Linked DNA regions of Homo sapiens: all the other regions are linked to region 2. A link is a contact called in ENCODE Hi-C or POLR2A ChIA-PET data. All regions are on one chromosome and are shown on one strand. Each heading gives the region's core, a stretch centred on a gene start or an enhancer-like site at or near the end of the contact. The rest is flanking DNA. Distances are from core to core; before and after follow the strand shown.

Evidence for each region. A loop is a pair of places that touch in the nucleus more often than their neighbours do. ChIA-PET counts read pairs that join two places held with the same protein, here RNA polymerase II (POLR2A). Pooled maps may share reads with other maps.
Region 1: a loop to region 2 is called in a map with no recorded cell type, with 3 times the contacts of the local background. The contact joins the promoter of LINC03139 here to the enhancer-like site in region 2. A Hi-C loop is called at or near these places in 2 of 168 maps with a recorded cell type or tissue (gastrocnemius medialis and heart left ventricle), 10 of 37 single-sample maps with no recorded cell type and 8 of 50 pooled maps. POLR2A ChIA-PET finds 5 or more read pairs at or near these places in 1 of 52 experiments (OCI-LY7).
Region 3: a loop to region 2 is called in a map with no recorded cell type, with 4 times the contacts of the local background. The contact joins two enhancer-like sites. A Hi-C loop is called at or near these places in 5 of 168 maps with a recorded cell type or tissue (ectodermal cell, head of caudate nucleus, pancreas and 2 more), 3 of 37 single-sample maps with no recorded cell type and 9 of 50 pooled maps. POLR2A ChIA-PET finds 5 or more read pairs at or near these places in 2 of 52 experiments (MCF 10A and activated CD4-positive, alpha-beta memory T cell).

Annotation. Positions count from the first base shown.
Region 1 is chr10:71,876,801-71,880,408 of GRCh38, forward strand. It overlaps LINC03139 (long intergenic non-protein coding RNA 3139), which reads left to right and starts at 1,287. Exons shown (of 2, transcript XR_007062186.1): 1 at 1,287-1,685; 2 at 1,913-2,307. RefSeq lists an enhancer at 1-77.
Region 2 is chr10:71,375,072-71,378,744 of GRCh38, forward strand. It overlaps a transcript of SLC29A3 not described here. Among named protein-coding and RNA genes, the nearest start is that of CDH23, 20 kb to the right of the region's middle. RefSeq lists enhancers at 1,556-2,116, 2,172-2,321 and a silencer at 2,452-2,521. Within about 2 kb of position 2,405, at least 32 of the 41 ENCODE cell types and tissues checked have a DNase peak (open chromatin) inside an H3K27ac peak, as active enhancers do; they include OCI-LY7, gastrocnemius medialis and sigmoid colon, where a contact is called at or near this core.
Region 3 is chr10:71,725,691-71,729,265 of GRCh38, forward strand. The region is part of intron 30 of CDH23 (cadherin related 23); the gene reads left to right. It also overlaps a transcript of C10orf105 not described here. Among named protein-coding and RNA genes, the nearest start is that of C10orf105, 7.7 kb to the left of the region's middle. RefSeq lists enhancers at 1-1,034, 22-793, 794-1,566. Within about 2 kb of position 1,586, at least 29 of the 41 ENCODE cell types and tissues checked have a DNase peak (open chromatin) inside an H3K27ac peak, as active enhancers do; they include sigmoid colon, where a contact is called at or near this core.

The DNA.
Region 1 (3,608 bases), core at 37-2,536, 500 kb after region 2:
TTTGCAAGTTTAGGCTAATGATAAAAATTTCAAAGGGGCCAGGCACATTTGCTCATGCCTGTAATCCCAGCACTTTGGGAGGCCAAGGAGGGCGGATCACCTGAGGTCAGGAGTTCGAGACCAGCCTGGCCAACATGGTGAAACCCCCGTCTCTACTGCAACTATAACGATTAGCCGGGTATGGTGGCAGGTGCCTGTAATCCCACTTACTCAGGAGGCTAAGGCAGGAGAATCGCTTGAACCTGGGAAGTGGAGGTTGCAGTGAGCCGAGGTCGTGCCATTGCACTCCAGCCTGGGTGACAGAGTGAGAGTCCATCTCAAAAAAAAAAAAAAAAAATTTGAAAGGGGTTTTTTAAAGGGTGCCTGTGGACAAAGTGTGATCACTGTTGTGTGGAAGTGATCCTTTACGATCCCAATCAGATCACACCATTTGCTGTTCACACATCTCCAGTGGCCTCTTTTGCCTTTGAGCATGCCCAGGTCGTTTCCCCCCAGTCTGGAGGCTCTTGCCCTTTGCTCCTGCTCCAGATATTCATTCTGCATCTGCTCCCTAGCAGCTTTCTCTCTGCCATCCTGCCATCTTTTCTTCTTGCCATGCTAGCATATGTTTATTTATGAGTGGCAGCTGTATCTCTAGTCACTAGGTCAGGACCTGGTATATTCTAGGCGCCCTGGAAGCATTCTCCAGAAACAGAGGTGCGGTGAGGAGAGTTTGGATCCAGTTTGGACTGCAGATAAATGTTTGTGAGGCTGGGCATGGTGGCTCACACCTGCAATCCCAGCGCTTTCAGAGGCCAAGGCGGGAGGACCGCCAGAGCCCAGGAGTGAGAGACCAGCCTGTGCAACATAGTGAGACCCCTGTCTAATTATTTTAAAAAAGGTTGTTTGTGAAATGACTGAGCAAGTAAATAATGAAGGAGTGAAGGAACTTGGACTGATGACCTGGAACACCTGTACCCTTCTCCCACTCCAAAAAACCCCTGCCCATCCTCACAATCCAGGGCCAGCATCACTCTTTTTTTCTGGAAGCTTCCTCAGTATCCTGGGTATGGGTCCCCTGTGATTCATGGAGGACCCCCAGTGGGGCTCCCAATGGCACGGCATTACCAGCACCTGCACCTGCTGCCTCCCCAGTCACCCCTGGCTCCCAGGGTTCCATTGCACAGTAGATCCTCTAGAAATGCTTCACAGACATTGATGTGGTGAGGGAGGAGGGACAGGGTAGCAGTCTCACCACCCATTACCCCCACCCCCGCCTCTCATTCAACGAACACTTTGAGCACCTGGCACTTTGATCCCCTCAGTGCCAGGCACTGAGCTCCAAATCCCAGACTCTGTAACGTGCAAGCAATCCTTACTCTTTCTATTTTAATATCTTAACCCATGTATTTATATACCTTGTCAAGTAAAATGTATTCTTTTTTAATGATTCTCAAAAGGATACTCATTGAAAAAATTTAGAAAACACCGAAAAATGCAAGGAAGAAAAATACAATTCTCTTACAATCCTGTATAATCCTGTGCCTCTAGGCCTACAGTCAGCTCCAAGCAACGGCACAGACACCTCCTCCTCCGGATGACCAGGATTGCCTCTGGGTTTGTCACAAGCTGGAACAGGGTCCTTTGGAGGATGGGGCTCTGTGAAGAAAAAGAGGTGAAGTGTTTGGATTCAGTCTGAGCCAAAGGTGAGCGTTATCAGTCCCCGAAAGGCCTCAGGGGTTGGCTGACTCTCTGAGAGGCCGGCAAGACTGGTGAAGTTCTGGAAGGGGACCTGGGGGGTGGGGCCCGGGGACCTGGGGGGTGGGGCCCGGGGACATGGGGGGTGGGGCCCGAGGCCCAGGCAGAGGCCAAACATTGCCCAGGGCCCGGCTTTAGTCTGCAACAACCCTCATTGTTCTCTCACTGTCTCTAGGCCGCTTTATCTGGGTTTAAGGACACAAGACTCCGTGAAAGACAAGCTAGTTCTTCTTCCTGCCCCGGCAGTCCACTGCAGGCCGATGCAGACGCAACCACTTCCTCAGCCGCTGTGGCTGAGAGCCCGCCACTGCACTCTATGGGCTTGGTGCTGGGTATGGAGAGGAGGGTATGACATAGCCCCTGCCCTCAGAGTTTTTTCCTACTCATTATCCCTGCTGTCTCTGGGGACTTCTTAAATGTCAGCAATCATTGTCATCTTCACTGTTGCCTCCGCAGCCACCGCACATGGCTGCACCTGGGCCATCTCCTCTGATGTAAAGGCTGTGCAGCCAAAATTTGCAATTCTTCCCCCAGCTTTTAAAATTGTAGTAAAATATATATAACATAAAATTTGCCAGCTTCACTGTTTGTTAAGTGTACAGTTCAGTGGTATGAAATACACGCATTGTGCTGTGCAAAGTCACCACCACCCATCTCCAGAACTCGCTTTATCTTGCAAAGCAGAAACTCTGTACCCATTAAACGATAACGTCCCATCCCCATCCCCCTTACCCCCAGCCCCTGTAATGCTTGTTCTTTTCTTTTTTTGAGACAGGGTCTCACTCTGTCATGCAGTCTGGAGTGCAGTGGCACGATCATAGCTAACTGCAGCCTCAACATCCTGGGCTCAAGAGATCCTCCTGCCTCAGCCTCTCAAGTAGCTGGGACTACAGGCACAGCACCACACCTGGCTATTTTTGTTCTTTCCTTTTTCTTTTCTTCTCTTTTTTTTTTTTTTTTGAGATGGAGTCTCACTCTGTCCTCCAGCCTGGAGTGCAGTGGCGCGATCTTGGCTCACTGCAAGCTCCACCTCCCAAGTTCATGCCATTCTCCTGCCTCAGCCTCCCGAGTAGCTGGGACTACAGGTGCCCACCACCATGCCCGGCTAATTTTTTGTATTTTTAGCAGAGACAGGGTTTCACTGTGTTAGCCAGGATGGTCTCAATCTCCTGACCTCGTGATCTGCTCACTTTGGCCTCCCAAAGTGCTGGGATTACAGGTGTGAGCCACCGTGCCCAGCCCTTTTTTTTCTTTTTTTATTACTGGCTTAGGTTTGAGCAGTGATCATTTTAAGTTTTTTTTGTAGAGATGGGGTCTCACTGTGTTACCCAGGCTGGTCTCAAATTCCTGGCCTCAAGCAATCCTCCTGCCTCAGCCTCCCAAAGTGTGGGGATTACAAGTGTGGGCCACCATGCCTGGTCTTCCTGTTTTTCAAATAAAATTACTTTTTATTTATTTATTTATTTATTTATTTTTAAAGATGGACTCTCGGCCAGGCAAGGTGGCTCACACCTATAATCCCAGCACTTTGGGAGGCCGAGGCAGGTGCATCACCTCAGGTCAGGAGTTTGAGACCAGCCTCACCAACATGGTGAAACCCCATCTCTACTAAAAATATAAAAATTAGCCAGGCGTGGTGGCGGGCACCTGTAATCCCAGCTACTTGGGAGGCTGAGGCAGGAGAATCGCTTGAACCTGGGAGGAGGAGGTTGCAGTGAGCTGAGATTGCACCACTGCACTCCAGCCTGGGCAACAACAGTGAAACCCTGTCTCAAAAAAAGAAAAAAGAAAGAAAAAAAAAAAAAACAAAAAACAGAGATAGAGTCTCTTTTGGCTCTCTAATGCCCATGGGATCAATGCCAAATTCATCT
Region 2 (3,673 bases), core at 1,155-3,654:
GCAGGCTTGTGAGAGAGCTTTGTGAACTGCAAAAACCCTATCAGATATTAGCTCTTGTTATTATCCTGCTCTTAGATCCATTTGCACCCCATCCCACCTGCCCCACCGACCCTAAGAGAATCAGAGCAAATGCTTGTTATTAGACATGAGCACTGAAGGCTCCAAGGACTACTGCGGCCACCGTTTCTCCACATGTGGAAAGAGTGAAGTGCTGGTACTGTGCTGTGTGACTTTAGGTGCTACCAAGCAGAGTATTAAACACAGAACTGCAGCACGTCCAAGTTCTCCCCTTTTCAGTACGTTCAATCCTGATTACCCACAGGAGAAACTTGCAGTTTAGTGCTTGCATTCTTCAACACCTCACTAAAACTCAACAGTTTCCCTTTTTAACAAAGAGATCAAGGTTTTGCCCACTAGAATTGAAAACAATATTTTAATTTTCATCTCTTTATGTGGTTTCTTACTTTCTATTTACGCCAGGTGATAGTGGTTTTCCATTAAAGTAATGACATACAGATTTTAAAAGTAAATATAAGTAAATCAACTAAAAAAATCAATTTAAGAAGCACTTTAAAAAAAATGCAGGTGGTACTCGGACGTGACTAATATTATTCATTTCATAGGCAAGGAAATGGAGAATCAGGCAGGAATCCCCAAACCCCAGAGTGGTATAAGCTGACATTTAGGAAGAACACAGACGGCTGTCTCCCCTGAAAGCCAAACAGATACTCATGGGCCAGGTAAGTTCTCCCTTTCACATTTAGGACCCCCATTAACAAGAGTCTGCCTTTTGTGGTTGGTGTTTTCACCATTTTCATTTTAGCCAAGAAAAATAAGAACTTCTGGGGCCACTGATTGATCCCTTTAAATTGAGGGCAGAAAGCTGGCCATTTTTCAGAAGCGAAGAGCGTCAGCAGTGGTGTTAGGTATAACTAGAAGAGGGGGAAGAAGGGGCAAAAATAGAGGTGGGGCAAAGTGTAAACAGGAAATAGAAGACACAAAGCCAAACCAGCTTGAACATTTTTAAGGACTTGAAACTCCAGGGAGTGGTGGAAACAAACTCCAGATTGTTCCTGTCCTAAGTAAACACGGCAATGTGTCTCTTACAAAGCTCTGACCACAGCCACTCTTTGATACTGATAGAACTATTGCTTATTGAAACTACTATGATGATTTGCCCACTAACCTCCACTGGGCCCTCAGTAGCTGCCAGGCACCTGGCTAAGACTGAACATCCTCTTGTCAATCCTCACAGGAAGACTTGAAGTGAAAATTGCAGGCTCTGGACTTGACTAGCCTGGGTTGGAAATCTGGCCCTGTAGAGCTGTGTCAGAGCAAATCAAATTCTTCCCTGAGCCTATTTCCTCATTCATTATACCCATTCTACTAAATGCATGTAATAACTATTATACCTCTTAGATTTCAACATTAGACCATTTATCAGGGGTAGGAAGTAAGCAACCAATAACAATGTCACTTATTATTCACTGTTGGTATTATCAGTACCAGAAGGGCAAAGAAGCTTCTGAAGTTTGTCAACCTTAAATAATAAGATATAGAAAATATGACTAGCTATAGAGTTTATTCAAGCCCAAAGCTTGAGGATGGCCACCCAGGAGCATAGATTCAAGTTTCCCTGAATGTATATGCTGAGTAGCAGCAATTAGAAGTGGGTTTTTGTTTCTGTGTTTTTTTGTTTTGTTTTGTTTTGAGATGGAGTCTCCCTTCGTTGCCCAGACTGGAATGCAGTGGTGTGATCTCAGCTTATTGCAAACTCCACCTCCTGGATTCAGGAGATTCTCCTGCCTCTGCCTCTGCCTCAGCCTCCCGAGTAGCTGGGATTACAGGCACCTGCCACCACGCCCGGCTAATTTTTATATTTTTAGTAGAGGCGAGGTTTCACCATGTTGCCCAGGCTGGTCTCGAACTCCTGACCTCAAGACCTCACCCTCCCAAAGTGCTGGGATTACAGGCGTGAGCCACCGCGCCCGGCCCTGTCTTTTCTCAAGGTCACTTGGCCCAGTGTCACAGAGCTGAACCAAGATGGTTAGGCTGAGGGATAGGTCCCGAAGTGCTCAGATCTCCGGGCCTCAAGGCCCAGGCTGGGGTGGCACGGCAGGGGCTGATGGGGAGGTGCCCAGGCCGCCGGCGGATGCTCCCGGAAGATGCTCTAAGCTGCCGCTCCAGGTATCCCCTGGGCTGAGGCTACCTGGAGACGCCCACGGCAGTGACACACCAAGCGGGGTATGGCGAATCGTCAGGTCCGCAAAACCACCCAGTTCAGCAACTCATGGCTATGCCGAGCCCGCCGCGCTCAGCTCGGCCAGAAACAGCTCCTAGAGCCAGGGACTGGACCGCCCCCGCTGGCCTCTGGCAGGCAAACAGCCACCGGCCACGAAATAGATGGCCGCGAGGGCTTCCGGGAGCCGCGGGGCAGGCCGGGAGCCGGGCCGCACAGCCAATGCCCGCGCGGGGGCCGTCGGTAGTTACCCGGCAACGAGGTGGACGCCCAGTAGAGGGAGCGGAGCCAGTAGGGCTGGAAGAACTGGCAAGAAAGCCCTAGAGAGAGGCGACCTGCCAATTTTGGAAGCGGCTTTTTGTTTTGTCCCCAGATCACTCATTCCTACCTGGTCTTGGAGGAAGATCGTCAAGGCAAATGATAAGAAACAGAAATAAACCAGGGGAACAAATAATGATAAAAAAGATACTCATATTTGTTGAGCACTTACTGTCGGCCTGGCTCTTTGCAAGGATTACTTAATTTGATCATCTGATTTTGCTGTCCCAAGTTGTAAATGAGAAAATAGGAGTTTAGACAGATTAAGCATCTTGGCCAAACTACCTCAAACTAGGGAGTGTCAGAGCTGGAATTTGAACTTGGGTGGGCATGAACTCAGGTGGCTTGAGTTCTTAATGAGTCAAACCGTGGACACTCATTTCAGTTCAGCAAACCTAAATCTGTGTTCCTACTAGGCCATGCAGGGCCAATCCAGGTTTTATGGGGTCTGAAGCTTAGACAATGTTGGGGGGGGGGGTCCTCTTTTGGAAAAAAGAATAAAAAATTACAAATATAAAGTTAGGTACAAAAATGAACTTAGAATGTAAAAAGAAATCATAACAAAATATTTTTGCTAATTTTACAAAAATATACGACCATATGAATGCATAGCTAGGGACTCAACGAAGCCGTCTTTGACCCTTAGCTTCCCTTGAAATCCTTCAGTCAGATGTCAAACTACCTTGCAAGCTTCTCTGCGGTTCTCCTCCCACCCTGTCTCCCAGCCAAAGGACCTGAGACCCTAGCAACAGGCTTAATAGGGCTTTTCTGGCCATAGGAGCGATTTTAGCCTGAGTCAACTTGAGTGCCAGAGGGTGAATGCCCTCAGAAGCAGCTCCCAAATACTGATGAACAGGGAGTTGGTGGATAAATTCCCTAGCTTCCTCATCCCTCAAGTGAGATCATGCTGAGACACTTTGTGGTTCTTAGGGTGTAGTCCCAAACCAGCAGCAAACTGTACCACTTGAGAACTAGTTAGAAATGCAAATTCTTAGCCTACTACTACCCTGTACCTACTGAATCTAAAATTGTAGGGGCTGGGGCCCAGTCATTGGTGTTTTAACAAGCCCTCCTAGTGAGTCTGTGCTGAAGTTTGAGAACGACTGTTCTGCTAGG
Region 3 (3,575 bases), core at 336-2,835, 350 kb after region 2:
GACTTGTCATTTTGCTGTGAGTTTGTTCCTCCAGCTGTGGAAAGGAGTCAGTGATACTGATGTCTGTCCTAAGGGATGAAAGAGGTGTCCTTACTGTACTAACCCCTGTATCCACAGAGCTCTCTAGGGTAAGTCAAGGAAATCTCACTTGGGTGATCTTGGAGGTACAGATGCTAACCTCATTTTACAGATGAGAAAACTGAGGCACAGAGAAGTTGCTAGTGATAGAATCAGGACTGGAGCCCCCATCTTCTGAATCCAAGTTCAGTGCCCTTTCCAATGAAAGTGACCCTAATATATTCCAGTCACCTCTCCCAGCTGCCTCATCAAATGTATTCTTTCCTGCCCAGCCTTATCTGTGCAGCCAAAATCAAATCAGCCTTAGTCCTCCCGAATGGCTGAAAACCTACACACAGATGTTCCCACTGGTTGTGTTATGTGTACTACCGCCAGCAGGGGGATGACTGAGATGAATGAGATGACCTCTCAAGGCCGCTTCACCCCCACCCCTACACACTCAGCAGCCCCCAGCCCCTTCCCCTAAACCAGTGAGTCAGACCCCAGACATCAGGAGTAGGAGGGAGATGGGAAGAGTCAGGCAGAGCAAGCAGGGACTTTCACCCAGAACTGAGTGCCCGGCTCCTCTTATCAGCCCCATCTCCACCCCCTGCTTCCCCCAGGCTGGAAACAATGAGCGGTGGTCACCGGGTACTCACGATCACAAACACGATGGGTCTGATTGCTCAGGGGCTGTGCTGGGGTGGGTGACTCAGCCCTGACCCAGCTCCTGCTGACACCTCCAACGCTTTGCCCCAAGAAGAGCTGGGAAGACACCTGGGTCCTTGCAACTGCCCTGAGTGAGACCTGCCCTGTGGAAATGGCTGAGAGGGTCAGATCCCCTGGTTCTTACAGGGCCCTGGTGATGGAGACTCAGACACAGTAACCTGGACATGCACATAGCCATGCTGGCTTGCATGACTGTGAATCTTATTCGTGGGCTGGTCAGTACGCCCTCATCAGAGCCTGCCTTGTGTGGGGCCTACTTCAGGGCACAGAGTGACTGATGTCAGCGAAGCTGGGGTTGGGTCTCCAGACTTCAGGCTTCCTAACCACAGCCCTCCATGTGGCCCTCGCTCCCCGCTCCCTCACCCAGGCGTGGTGGGCTCCTGCCTCCTCCCATCAGTGCCTCAGCATTGTGGCTGCAAACCTCCTTTAGCCACAAACCTTCTGTATACACAAAATGATATGCAGCATCCCAGGGTACAGTGTAAAACAGATCGAAGCCAGACTGTGACAATCAGTGCAGGGGTGGGGCTCCCAGAGCCACACCTGCTCAGCTACTTACGTCCTGCCCGTCTCCCCTGAACCCTGAGGAATAATAAACCCTCACACGTGCCCGATATTTTTCTAAATGCCTCGTGTACTTTAACCTCCGTAACCCTCATAATAGCCTTATGAAGTAGGCACTGTTAATACCCCCATCTTACAGATGACAAGACTGAGGCAAAGAGGAATTAGCCGACTTGTTCAGGGTCACACAGCGGTAAGGGTGGAGCCAGGCTTCATGCCTTGGCAGCCAGCTTGAGCCTGTCCCCTTAACCACTACACTCCACTGCCTCACATAAGCCTCTTCAAAGCCCAGTCAGAAACCACTGCCTCATCCCCACAGGGTAATTTTAAGGTGAGAATTTGAGGGCTGGCCCCTGGGGCAGGTGCTTGGTGGCACTGTAGTACACAGCCTCCACACCCATGAGACCCGGGAGAGCTGGGGGCCTTCCTGAAGGCAATGTGGGGACTCTGGCTTTCCGCTGGACTCATTTTCCCAGCAGCAGGGGAGAGACGGCTTGCAGGAACCATCCACATCCTCCAGTTCCTGCCTCAGAGACCGGGGACAGCCCCAGTGAGGGGCCGGGGAGTACAGAGTGAGACAGTCCCCTTAGAGACTGGGTGTCTCAGGGTGTTCACGACACATACACACACACACACGCACATATGCCCACGCACACCTCCTCTCCCTGTCCTCCTAACCACTAGCACCCCATTTTGCAGATGAGGAAACTGAGGCAAAGCACTGCACTGGCACAGCACTGGACAGGCACAGCACTGGACAGAAAGCAGGTCTGGTTCTCCAGGAAGCCCAGTTGCTCCCACTTGCTCAGCAAGAACCTGACAGACCTCTGCTTCCTGTACATCTGTGCCTCTCAGGTTTGCAAACCATCTTGCCTCCTCCTGTCTCTGCTGCTAAAAACAGGCTGAAACCGACCAGAGGCTGGTGGCATGTAGCCAGACTCATGGAGGACAGGCCACACCCCAGCTCCCTGCCACCTCTCTCATCTTGTCATTGTACTGTCAGCCTGGCCCTGTTTTTTCCCCACAACCCTTGGAGTCAAGGTCATTTGGACAAGCAGATTGAGGAAGGGTAAGGCGCACAGTTTTGCAAGAGGAGTGGTTAGTTTCTGTTTACCGAAAAAGAGTTCCTGAAATTCATCCATGCAAACTCCCCCCCGCACCCACCCTACCCAGGATCTTCCCCAGCCAAGTTCTGGGTGAAGCCAAATTTAGGTTCCAGCCTGTGAACAGCTGTGCTCTGGAGTGGACATGTTAGTTTGCATAGTGGGTTCTGGGTGTCTGGACATGAAAATTCTAATGACACAGCAGAGCTTTGGGAACCCTAGAAGCAGCGATGCAGAGAAACTTTTACACCCATATGCCTCTCTGCCCCCAGCCCTGCCACCCTCCCCACCCCAGAGTCCTCCACTGGTCAGGCTGCTGTTTTCGGCTTCTACCAGCCAGAAGCTCTGTCACTTCTCTCCAGCTGATTCCCAGCTAATCCCCAAAGAGAAAGCAGGGCTGATCCCAGAGGCAGTGACCAGATGCCAGACACACACGCCTCTGCTGCACATGCAGAGGCCCCTCCCTTAGTGCTGGTCACCACATGCAAAGTCTGTATGGGGCATCACAGCCCCTTCCCCATTTGCTTCCCTCTCTACTTTGCTGGCAAGTTCCTACCGGCCCCAGCTCTGTTTGGCTGGGAAGAGGGTGCCTCTCCTGTTCTGGGGCCAGCTCACCCCAGCATAGAGCAAAGAGCTAAAAGCTAAAAACTCCTGGGCTCCAGCAATCCTCCCGCCTCAGCCTCCCTAGTAGCTGGGATTACAGATGCATGTCACCACCCCCGGCTAATTTTTTTTAGAGACAGAGTCTCATTATGTTGCCCAGGCTGGTCTCAAACTCCTGGGCTCAAGCGATCCTCTTGCCTCCGCCTCCCTAGTAGCTGGGACTACAGGTGCGTGCTATCACCCCTGGCTAATTTTTTTTTGTAATTTTTGTAGAGACAGAGTCTCACTATGTTGCCCAGGCTGGTCTCGAATGCCTGGGCTCAAGAGATCCTCCCACTTCAACCTCCCAAATTTCTGCGATTACAGGCAAAAGCCACCATGCCTGGCCTCCATAAACACCTTTTAAACTGTATTACGTTCATGATGTACAGTGCACACATTCATAAAGAGAACTTAGTGCTGGTAAGCGGTGAGGAAAATGGTGCGTAATTGCACAATTCAGAAACAGCCACTGCCTTG